Regions from separate parts of the Homo sapiens genome. Here region 2 is linked to region 1. Evidence: read pairs that join two places in POLR2A ChIA-PET (ENCODE). Cell type or tissue: GM12878. All regions are shown on one strand. Each heading gives the region's core, and the rest is flanking DNA. Links, peaks and the distances in the headings are about the cores only. Region 1 has its middle 17 kb from the start of LINC00345. Region 2 overlaps CNMD (chondromodulin).

Region 1 (5,381 bases), core at 187-5,186:
TAAAGTTAACACTGGTCAGGTGCAGCGGCTCACGCCTGTAATCCCAGCATTTTGGGAGGCCGAGGCGGATGGATTACCTGAGGTCTGGAGTTCGAGACCAGCCTGGCCAACACAGTGAAACTCCGTTTCTACTAAAAATACAAAAATGAGCCAGGCGTGGTAACGTACGCTTGTAGTCCCAGCTATTCAGGAGGCTGAGGCACAAGAATCGCTTGAACCAGGGAGGCAGAGGTTGCAGCGAGCCAAGATCCTGCCACTGTACTCCAGCCTGGGCCACAGAGTGAGACTCCATCTCAAAAATAATTAGTAATAATAATAACAATAAATAAAGTTGGCCGGGCGTGGTGGCTCATGCCTGTAATCCCAGCACTTTGAGAGGCCAATGCGGGCCGATCACCTGAGGTCGGGAGTTGGAGCCTGGCCAACATGGAGAAACCCCATCTCTACTAAAAATACAAAATTAGCTGGGGCATGCCTGTAATCCCAGCTACTCAGGAGGCTGAGGCAGGAGAATCGCTTGAACCCGGGAGGCGGAGATTGTGGTGACCCGAGATCGTGCCATTGCACTCCAGCCTGGGCAACAAGAGCAAAACTCCGTCTCAAAAAAAGAAAATAAAGTTAATATTAAAGGTACTTTAACAGAAAGGTGGTAATCAGGGGAATGAATCTCACATATAATCTTTACTACAATGTTTCCTTTCAAGACTGCTTTCATACCACAGAAAGCAATCTACATTACAGGAAAATTATGTATAAGTAACTCCATAACACTAACATAAAATTCTAAACCTAACCTCCCACCTGAGTTTGTTTCCACTGACAGTATCTCATCAGTACTTCAAATGCAACACCTTCAAAACGACATTTAAGACGTCCCCTTTCAGACTGATTTTCCATTTTTCACACTTCTATATTAAAATGCCCCCTGACATAAACAGATTTTTTCTGTTTTCCAAAAATTATAACATACGTAAAAATCTTTCTCAACCCCGGATCTGCATTCTTCTGCTAACGTTAAGGATACCATAATCCTCCAAAGCAGCCAGTTGAAATCTTTGCTATCTCTGACCACCCTACCATTATCCCATGATGTCACATCCCCTTAATTCTACCTGGGCAATTTTTCTCCTCCATTCAGCTGGTCCTTCCCATCTTCACTGCTACTAACCTGCTTCAGCACTGTACTTAACTGGCTTCTGAGTGTTATGCATGGAAGTTACACAGTGGAATTAGGCTTTCATAACAATAAAGTACTCGGAGGATAAACAGCAAAACCAAGTATGCTGCAACACGTTTTCTTTCCTGGCTAACTTCAACCAGTGGTCCTTCAGATTTCATCAGACTTTTCTTCCAGAAAGGATATCCTGAGTCGCCCCTGCAATGGTTAGGTGTCCCTATTTGCTCCTCCAGCAATTACTTGTTGGATGAATGGTGTACTCTGTGCTTCCATACACTATCTCAGCAATTACTTCACTACACAGCACTTAAATTGTCTACTTGCTGGAACTACACGCTCCGTGATGACAAGACTGTCTTACTTGGGGTTTATGACCAGTACTGGCACGCTGTAAAGTTTTCCAATAATGAACTAAAGAATAAATGAAGGAAACAGAAATGAGACTATCACATAAATCTTGGGAAGCAAAAGCTAAAACAACTTCGCTTTTGGAGCTTGGATAAACTGACAGGAGTTGATGACAAGACGAATGAGGCACAGCGACCCGGCTTGTAATTGGAGCTCTGTCTTCCACGCACGCTATGTTTCCTTGGGCAAGTCATCTTATCTTTCTGGGATTTTTCTTTTCTCAGATTTAAAGCAATAGCTTCTAAAACCCAGCAGGTAATAACATCGACACCAGGAAGTTGGAGGATAACTGAATGTACAGCACGGGGCACAGGGATGCCCGAGGACCTGCGGAGCCAAAAGTGCTGAACTGCGGTACCTGACAGTTCCACGCCGAGCAGCGAGTAGCAAAATTGCAGCCGCTGATGTCTCCGGGCTTCCAGGGGACAAAGGGTGGCAGGAAAGGGTGCGAAGAGGTAGAAACGCCGAGACTCTAGGAAACACCGCGGAGACATAAAGCCATCCAGGAGAGCAACTGAACAGTGCGCCCCACGCCAAACACATCCCCCGCGCTCTCTTCCGTTTCTGGTCTGGCGGGTTCCTCTCCCTTTGCTTTCCGGTGGGCAACTGAGGTGGGTAACTGTATTCCGGACTCGCCCGCGGGCCGGGCGGAGCCAGCTACCTCCAGACGACCCCACCTACCCCGCGATTCTATTCCTAGAGGCGGAGTCCTCGCCAGTGTTCAGTAAGGTTCGCTGGCCTAGGAGGATTCCAGACCGCCGAGACCGCCGAACAAGATAGTGGAGGGCGTGATCAGTTGTGCAAAAACTACAGATGATCAGTCTGTTTTTATGTTGTTGTTTTTCTGAGACTGACTCTCCCTCTGTCGCCCAGGCTGGAGCGCAGTGGCGCGATCTTAGCTCACTGCAACCTCCGCCTCCCGTGTTCAACCAGTTCTCCTGCCTCAGTCTCCTGAGTAGCTAGGATTACAGGCGTGCGCCACCACGCCCGGCTATTTTTTTTTTCTTTTTTGTACTTTTAGTAGAGACGGGGTTTCAGCATGTTGGCCAGGCTGGTCTCAAACTCCTGACCTCGTGATCCGCCCGCCTCGGCCTCCCAAAGTGCTGGTATTAGAGGCGTGAGCCACCGCGTCTGGTGGTTTCTTCACCCACACATCTGATGCCTCAGCTGGAGTAACTGGAAGAAACAGGGGCTAGCTGAATCTCTCTCCACACCTTTGCCCCGTGCTTTTTTTTTTTTTTTTTTTTTTTTTTTTTTGAGATGAAGTCTCACTCTGTTGCCCAGGCTGAAGCACAGTGTCGTGATCTTGACTCACTACAACCTCTGCCTCCCAGGTTCAAGCTATCCTCCTGCCTCAGCCTCCAGATTAGCTGGAGATTAGCAGCCTCCAGATTAGCATACGACACCACACCTGGCTACTTTTTGTATTTTTTTAGTAGAGACGGGAGTTTCACCATGTTGTCCAGGCTGGTCTCAAACTCCTGACCTCAGGTGATCCACCTGCCTCAGCCTCCCAAAGTGTGGGATTACAGGCGTGAGACACTGCGCCAGCTTGCCCCATGACTTTTGTACCTGGCTGGGTTGCACTTCCTCACAGCATGGCATCTCAGCATATTTGGACTTCTTTTTATTATTATTATTATTTTTTTTTTTTAGTCTCTCTCTCTCTCCAGGCTGGAGTACAGTGGCGCAATCTCAGCTTACTCCAACCTCCACCTCCTGAGTTCAAGCAATTCTCCTGCCTCAGCTTCCCGAGTAGCTAGAACTACAGGCATGCACCACCACGCCCAGCTAATTTTTGTATTTTTAGTAGAGATGGGGTTTCACCACATTGGCCAGGATGATCTTGATCTCTTGACCTCGTGATCGGCCTGCCTCGGCCTCCCAAAGTGCTGGGATTACAGACGTGAGCCACTGGGCCTGGCCTATATTTGGACTTCTTACAGAGCAGCTGGCTTGCCTTAGAGTGAACATTCACACCAGACTAAAGCTGCACAGCATTGAAAGTCACATGACATCACTTTCATTTCATTCTATTGGTGCAAAATGGGTCACAGGGCCAGTCCAGATTCAAAGTGAAGGAACCACACTTCCCTGAAAGTACCAGCAGCAGTGGCCACTGGGGGACGATTTTCAGAGAGTTGCTACCACATCCTAGAAAACTTTGAATTAGTTAATTCCATTCATTTCATCAGTATTTTCTTTAAAAAACTGTTTTAAATTATTTTTAAATTTTTTGTGGGTACATAGTAGGTGTATATAGTTATGGAATACATGAGATGTTTTGATATAGGCATGCAATGCGTATTAATCACATCATGGAGAATGGAGTACTCAAGCATTTATCCTTTGAATTACAAACAATTCAATTACATTCTTTAAGTTATTTAAAAATATACAATTGTTATTGACTACAGTCACCCTATTGCGCAATTAAAATAGGTCTTATTCTTTCTATATTTTTTGTACCCACTAACCATCCCCACCTCCCCTCCAACTCCCCACTACCCTTCTCAGCCTCTGGTAACTATCCTTCTACTCTCTATGACCAGGAGTTCAATAGTTTTGATTTTTAGATGCCACAAATAAGTGAGAACATGAGACGTTTGTCTTTCTTTTCCTAGCTTATTTCATTTAGCATAATGACCTCCAGTTCCATCCACGCTGTTCCAAATGCCTGAATCTCATTCTTTTTCATGGCTGAATAGAACTCCATTGTGTATATATACCACATTTTCTTTATCCATTCCTTTGTTGATGGGCACTGAGGTTGCTTCCAAATCTTAGCCATTGTAAACAGTGCTGCAACAAACATAGGAGTGTGGATATCTTTTCTATATTCTGATTTCCTTTCTTTTGGGTATATACCTAGGAGTGGGATTGTTGGATGATGTAGTAGCTCAATTTTTAGTTTTTTGAGGAACCTCCAAACTGTTCTCCATAGTGGTTGTACTAATATACATTCCACCAACAGTGTACAAGTGTTCCCTTTTCTCCACATCCTTGCCAGTATTTGTTATTACCTGGCTTTGGATATAAGCCATTTTAACTGGGGTGAAATGATATCTCATTGCAGTTTTGATTTGCATTTCTCTGATGATAATGATAAGCACCTTTTCATATGTCTGTTTGCTATTTGTTTTCTTTTGAGAAATGCCTATTCAAATCTTTTGCTCGTTTTTTGATCAAATTATTAGTATTTTTCCTATAGAGTTGTTTTATTTATTTTATTTTATTTTATTTTTATTATTATTATACTTTAAGTTTTAGGGTACATGTGCACAATGTGCAGGTTAGTTACATATGTATACATGTGCCATGCTGGTGTGCTGCACTCATTAACTCGTCATTTAGCATTAGGTATATCTCCTAATGCTATCCCTCCCCCCTCCTCCAACCCCACAACAGTCCCCAGAGTGTGATGTTCCCCTTCCTGTGTCCATGTGTTCTCATTGTTCAATTCCCATCTATGAGTGAGAACATGCGGTGTTTGGTTTTTTGTCCTTGTGACAGTTTACTGAGAATGATGATTTCCAATTTCATCCATGTCCCTACAAAGGACATGAACTCATCATTTTTTATGGGTGCATAGTATTCCATGGTGTATATGTGCCACATTTTCTTAATCCAGTCTATCATTGTTGGACATTTGGGTTGGTTCCAAGTCTTTGCTATTGTGAATAGTGCCGCAATAAACATACGTGTGCATGTGTCTTTATAGCAGCATGATTTATAGTCCTTTGGGTATATACCCAGTAATGGGATGGCTGGCTATAGAGTTGTTTGAACTCCTTAT
Region 2 (5,381 bases), core at 318-5,317, 110 kb before region 1:
TCAACTTTTTTAGCTCCCACATAGGAGAGAGAACATATGACATTTGTCTTTCTGTGCCTGGCTTATTTCATTTAACATAATGACCTCTGGTTCCATCCATGTTACTGGAAATGACATGATTTCATTCTTTTCTATGGCCAAATAGTATTCCATTGTGGATATATATATATATACCAGTGATCCTTCTCCCTTCCAAGTAGCTGGGACTACAGGCACACACCACCACACCTAGCTAATTTTTAAAATTTTTTTGTAGAAATGGGGTCTCACCATGTTGTGCAGGCTGGTTGCGAACTCCTGGGCTCAAGCAGTCCTTCTGCCTCAGCCTCCCAAAGTGTTGGGATTACAGGCATGAGACACTATGCTTGGCCCTTTTTTATTCTTTTTTATTTATTTTTGTCTGACTGGGTTATTTCAAAAGACTTCTCTTCAAGTTCTGAGATGCCTGAAATAGTCTATTGTTGAATCATTTTTTTTTATTTGAGACGGAGTCTGGCTCTGTCACCCAGGCTGAAGTGCGGTGGTGCCATTTCAACTCACTGCAACATCCACCTCCTGAGTTCAAGCGATTCTCCTGCCTCAGCCTCGAGTAACTGGGATAACAGGCGTGCACCACCATGGCCAGCTATTTTTTATTTTTTTGTATTTTTAGTAGAGATGGGGTTTATAGTTGGCCAGGCTGGTCTCGAACTCCTGACCTCAGGCGATCCACTCACCTTGGCCTCCCAAAGTGCTGGGATTACAGGTGTGAGCCACTGTGCCTGGCTTCTATTGTTGAATCTTTTAAGTGTATATTGTATTTCATTCAATGAATTCTTCAGTTCTATAATTTCTATTTCGTTCTTTTTCATAATATACATCTCCTTATTAAATTTCTCATTCATATCCTAAATTGTCTTTCTGATTTCTTTGTCATGTTTTTCAGTATTCTCTTGTATCTCACGGAGCTTCTTTAATATCAATATTTAATTTTTTTTCTGGGATTTCATAAATTTGTTTTTGATTGTGATCTGTTGCTGGAGAATTATTGTATTCCTCTGGGAGTGTCATGTTTTATTGCTTTTTCATGCTTCCTGTGTCCTTGTGTTGATATCTGTGCATCTGATTTAATAGTTGCTTATTACAGTTTTTTAAATTTGCTTTCATAGGTGTGGACTTTTGGTGTTGGTTAGGTAGGGCACTTCAGCTTTCATTCTGGGTGCATGCAGTAGTATAGTCTCTGTATGTTTTTTTTTTTTTTAGCTGTAAACAGCGTCGGTGGTGTCTGTGATTTTTCTTGGTAGCTTAAGGTGTGGTTGTTAATGAAGACTGTTCTGAAGTTTTGCTGGGGACCCAGGGGATTTTTGATACAAGGGAAGGTTTGTGAACCACTGATAAAAAGAAACTTGGGTCCAAAGGTTATTGCCATCACTTTAAAAGCTTTGTTACCTTGAACACCTTTCTCTTTCATATGGTAGTCTTCAACCCTGGCATCAACCCTTTAAATTATAAACACCTGGGGAGCTTTTAAGGCTCCCAATACCTGGGCCCCAAAGCAAACCAATCAAATGGGAATCTCTGGGAAGGGACCCAGGCGTCTGTGTTCTTAAACCCTCTACAGTGAATTCAGGTGCAGTTAAGAGCCAAGCCTCAGCAGTGAGCCTCGGAGCTCCTCTTCTGTAAAGTGGGGATAATGCCCCTGTCTCTCTGAGTGAGCAGTAGTGCTGGGAGAAATAGGTGAAATGAGTTACATATGTATACATGATTAATTAAGCCACAAGACAAATAATAAAGAGCTTGAGGAAGAATGAGCCTTTTCTTCTGTGTTTTGCAGTCCTTTACTCACCAGCTTCTGTAGGGCTCCTGGCTCTGTGACTACATAAGGTAGAGCTATCCATTAATCCCCTCCAGCATGACTTACATTTAATTTTCTTCTTCATTGTAAAGGGCTGAATCTTGAGCCAGGATCCCTAGATTTTAAGTGTTTTCTACCCCCATTCTTTATCACTGGCCCTGGTACCATTTCTATATCATTCCAACACTTGCCTCAACTCAACAGAGGACTGATAAGGTTCAGATTTGTGCTAGTATCTCCATTATTATACCATAAAAATTGTAGGCCTTTATTTTAGATTCACTAGTCCTGAAACTAACAGCAGCAGGAGGAGAGTAAACATTCTTGGGACAGAGCATCCTGTTACCCCTCATGTCCTCTGTGGGTAGAATCGGGGCTGTGCTTTCAGCCAAGACTGGAGCTTTGTGGCTGATGTTTCCCTTGAGGCAGTCCCTAGGCAGACCAAGAGAAGATATTGTTTATATCTCTCAGGAGACAAAAAAAAAACATCTAAGTCCTTGGGTAAGGTATAGAAGGAAAGTTCAGAACCAGGTGCTGTAGAAAGTTTTACTGTTTACTCTGGGCTCAGTAACCTAGGAAAATTCTGAATTCACAGAATTAATTAATTTGACCAACATCTTTTGAATAGCTTTGTGGGGTCACCAAAAAAGAAAACAGAAAAGATTCAAATACTGATCTCAAGAAGCTTATAACTAAGTAGGCTGTGTATAGCTGAGTAAGCATCCCAGTTGAGGAATGAAGACAGGAGGACTTATGGGAAAGCAGAGGAAAGACAGCTGCTTAGGCTGAGATGTTCAGAGAAGGCTGCATGGAGAAGGTGGCATTTCATCTGAGCTTGTGAATATAGATGGAATAACTAACATATTCTGTCCCAGCTCAAATATCATCCCCTCATTGAGTCACCTCCCCTGACTATGCTGTCTGTCTAAATTACCACCTCATCATTCCTGTCTTATTTTTCTTCTTAACAGTTATTACCTGACTTTATCTCTATTCTTGTTTGTTTGTTTGTTTTTATTTTTTTGAGACAGCCTCGTTCTGTCACCCAAGCTGGAGTGCAGTGGCGATCTTGGCTGTCTGCAACCTCCACCTCCCGGGTTCAAGCGATTCTCCGGCCTCAGCCTCCCAAGTAGCTGGGATTACAGGAGCCCGCTACCACACCCGGCTAATTTTTGTATTTTTAGTAGAGACAAGGTTTCACCATGGTGGCCAGGCTGGTCTCAAACTCCCGACCTCAGGTGATCTGCCCGCGTCGGCCTCCCAAAGTTCTGGTGGCATAAGCCACCATGTCCGGCTGTTTTTGTTTGTTTTTTGTTTTTGTTTTGAGACGGAGTCTTGCTCTGTTGCCCAGGCTGTGGAGTGCAGTGGCGCAATCTTGGCTCACTGCAAGCTCCGCCTCCCCGGTTCACCCTATTCTCCTGCCTCAGCCTCCCAAGTAGCTGGGACTACAGGCGCCCGCCACCACGCCTGGCTAATTTTTTTTTTTTTTTTTTTTTTTTGTATTTTTAGTAGAGATCGGGTTTCACCGTGTTAGCCAGGATGGTCTTGATCTCCTGACCTCGTGATCTGCCTGCCTTGGCCTCCCAAAGTGCTGGGATTACAGGCGTGAGCCACCGCGCCAGGCCGCCCGGCTGTTTTTTATTATTGGTAAACAATGCTAAAAGGTAAGTTCCATGAGGGCAGTTCCATCTCTTTTGTTCATCCCTATCCCTAGCACCCGGAACAGCATCTGGAACACAGTAGACACTCAATAAATCGAATAAATGAACAAATGGATAGATAGATGGATACACTTTTGTTTCATAGGGCATCACAGGAATTCGTTTTGCTGGAGGAGAGAAGTGCTACATTAAAGCGCAAGTGAAGGCTCGTATTCCTGAGGTGGGCGCCGTGACCAAACAGAGCATCTCCTCCAAACTGGTGGGTACCAACATGCCTGAGACAGTGAGACTGCTTGGCAAACATTGTTTGAAGGCACAACCCTTTTGGTTTTTATTTTTTGTTTTTATTTTTATTTTTATTGAGACAGAGTCTCACTCTGGAGTGCAGTGGCGCTTTTGGCTCACTGCATCCGATTCTCCTGTCTCAGCTTCCTGAGCAGCTGGGACTACAGGGACACCACCACATCCAACTAACTTGTTGTATTTTTAATAGATACAGGGTTTCACCATGTTGGCCAGGCTCTTCTTGAACTCCTGGCCTCAAGTGACCTGCCTGCCTCGGCCTCCTAAAGTGCCAGGATTATAGGAGTGAGCCACCGCGCCCAGCCTAAAGGCACAACACTTTTGGTTTCTAGTACCTGGATAGGTTCATGACTAGATGGTAAATTCGATTTCTTCTCTGCCAAAGGAATTCAAACTGTTTTTGTCCTACTGGGGTCAAGGGATTCTTCTCACATGATATAGTATATTTAAACGTTTTGGGAAGCCACATTTTAAAGTGCATAAAGGGGCTGGGTGCTCATATGGCCTTATTTGCCTGAGGTTAGGGAACTATCTGATCTGTGGTTAAGACTCCACAATAGAGGCAGGCATGGTGGCTCATGCTGGTAATCCCAGCACTTTGGGAGGCCGAGGTGGGCAGTTCATTTAAGCCCAGGAATTCCAGACAAGCCTGGACAACACGGCAAAACCCTGTCTCTACTAAAAATACAAAAAATTAGCTGGCCATGGTAGTGCGTACCTATAGTCCCAGCTACTCAGGAGGCAGAGGTGGGAGGATCACTTGAGCCCAGGAGATTGAGGCTGCAGGGAGCTGAGATTGCACCAGTGCACTCCAGGCTGGGCAACAGAATGAGACTCTATCTCAAAAAATAAAAAAACCCGAAAGAGACTCCACAATAAAGACAAAGGACTCCACAAGACAGGGTCTTCATTAAAGGGACCCACAATAGCGGATCACACAGCCTCTGCTGGAAAGCAGCCACAGGGCACTCATCCCCCACCCCAACACCAGCCAGCATCACTGAGGGTGGTTCTAATTGTTTTGCCCTACATTAAGCTGAGATAGCTCCTCCTACAACTTCTTCCCATTGGTTCAGGTTCAGCCCATTGAAGCTACACAACATATATCTAATTCCTTTTCTATGTGTCAAACCTGTGAGTTTTTAAAACATGTTTCTTTCATTTATTATTAATAACTTGCCTTTGAGCTTGATTTTTTTAAAATTTACTTTAGGAATTGCATACAGAATTCTAAAGACACATTTAACAGTAATACCTTACTTTTAATGGTAGTTTAGGGCTTACAAAATGGTCCCATTGATTACTGTCTTTTATTTGAGTTGTGGCAGGATAGAGTGGAGAGAAAATGGGCTTTGAAGTCAGAAAAACGTGGATTTACATCTCAGCTCTCATACTCCCTATGGATATTGTCATCTGTAAGCTGGGGGTATGCATACAGTGCCCATGGCCCTCAAATCTACTTGATGGTTGACAGATGGCTGCTGCTCATTGTTGTTAATTTTATTATGATCATCTTTGATCCTCCCAGTATTCCTGAGAGGGAGGGAAAGCAAGTATCAGCTCCCTCAAGGCAAAAGAGGAAA

What was found. ChIA-PET counts read pairs that join two places held together with the same protein. Peaks named below come from ENCODE experiments on the same cell type or tissue, not always from the same donor. Only the 100,000 strongest peaks of a DNase experiment are listed, where the experiment ranks them.
Region 2: POLR2A ChIA-PET joins it to region 1 with 16 read pairs; 2 of 35 experiments call an interaction of 5 or more read pairs at or near these places.

Annotation. Positions count from the first base shown.
Region 1 is chr13:52,614,245-52,619,625 of GRCh38, reverse strand. It overlaps a transcript of HNRNPA1L2 not described here. Among named protein-coding and RNA genes, the nearest start is that of LINC00345, 17 kb to the right of the region's middle. RefSeq lists enhancers at 2,057-2,276, 2,667-2,786. In GM12878, for the core only: no CTCF peak of the experiment used is centred there; a DNase peak (open chromatin) is centred at 2,205; H3K4me3 peaks cover 2,394 bases; H3K27ac peaks cover 830 bases.
Region 2 is chr13:52,722,370-52,727,750 of GRCh38, reverse strand. It overlaps CNMD (chondromodulin), which reads left to right. Exons shown (of 7, transcript NM_007015.3): 4 at 3,641-3,754. Among named protein-coding and RNA genes, the nearest start is that of CNMD, 15 kb to the left of the region's middle. RefSeq lists a silencer at 5,331-5,381. In GM12878, for the core only: no CTCF peak of the experiment used is centred there; no DNase peak of the experiment used is centred there.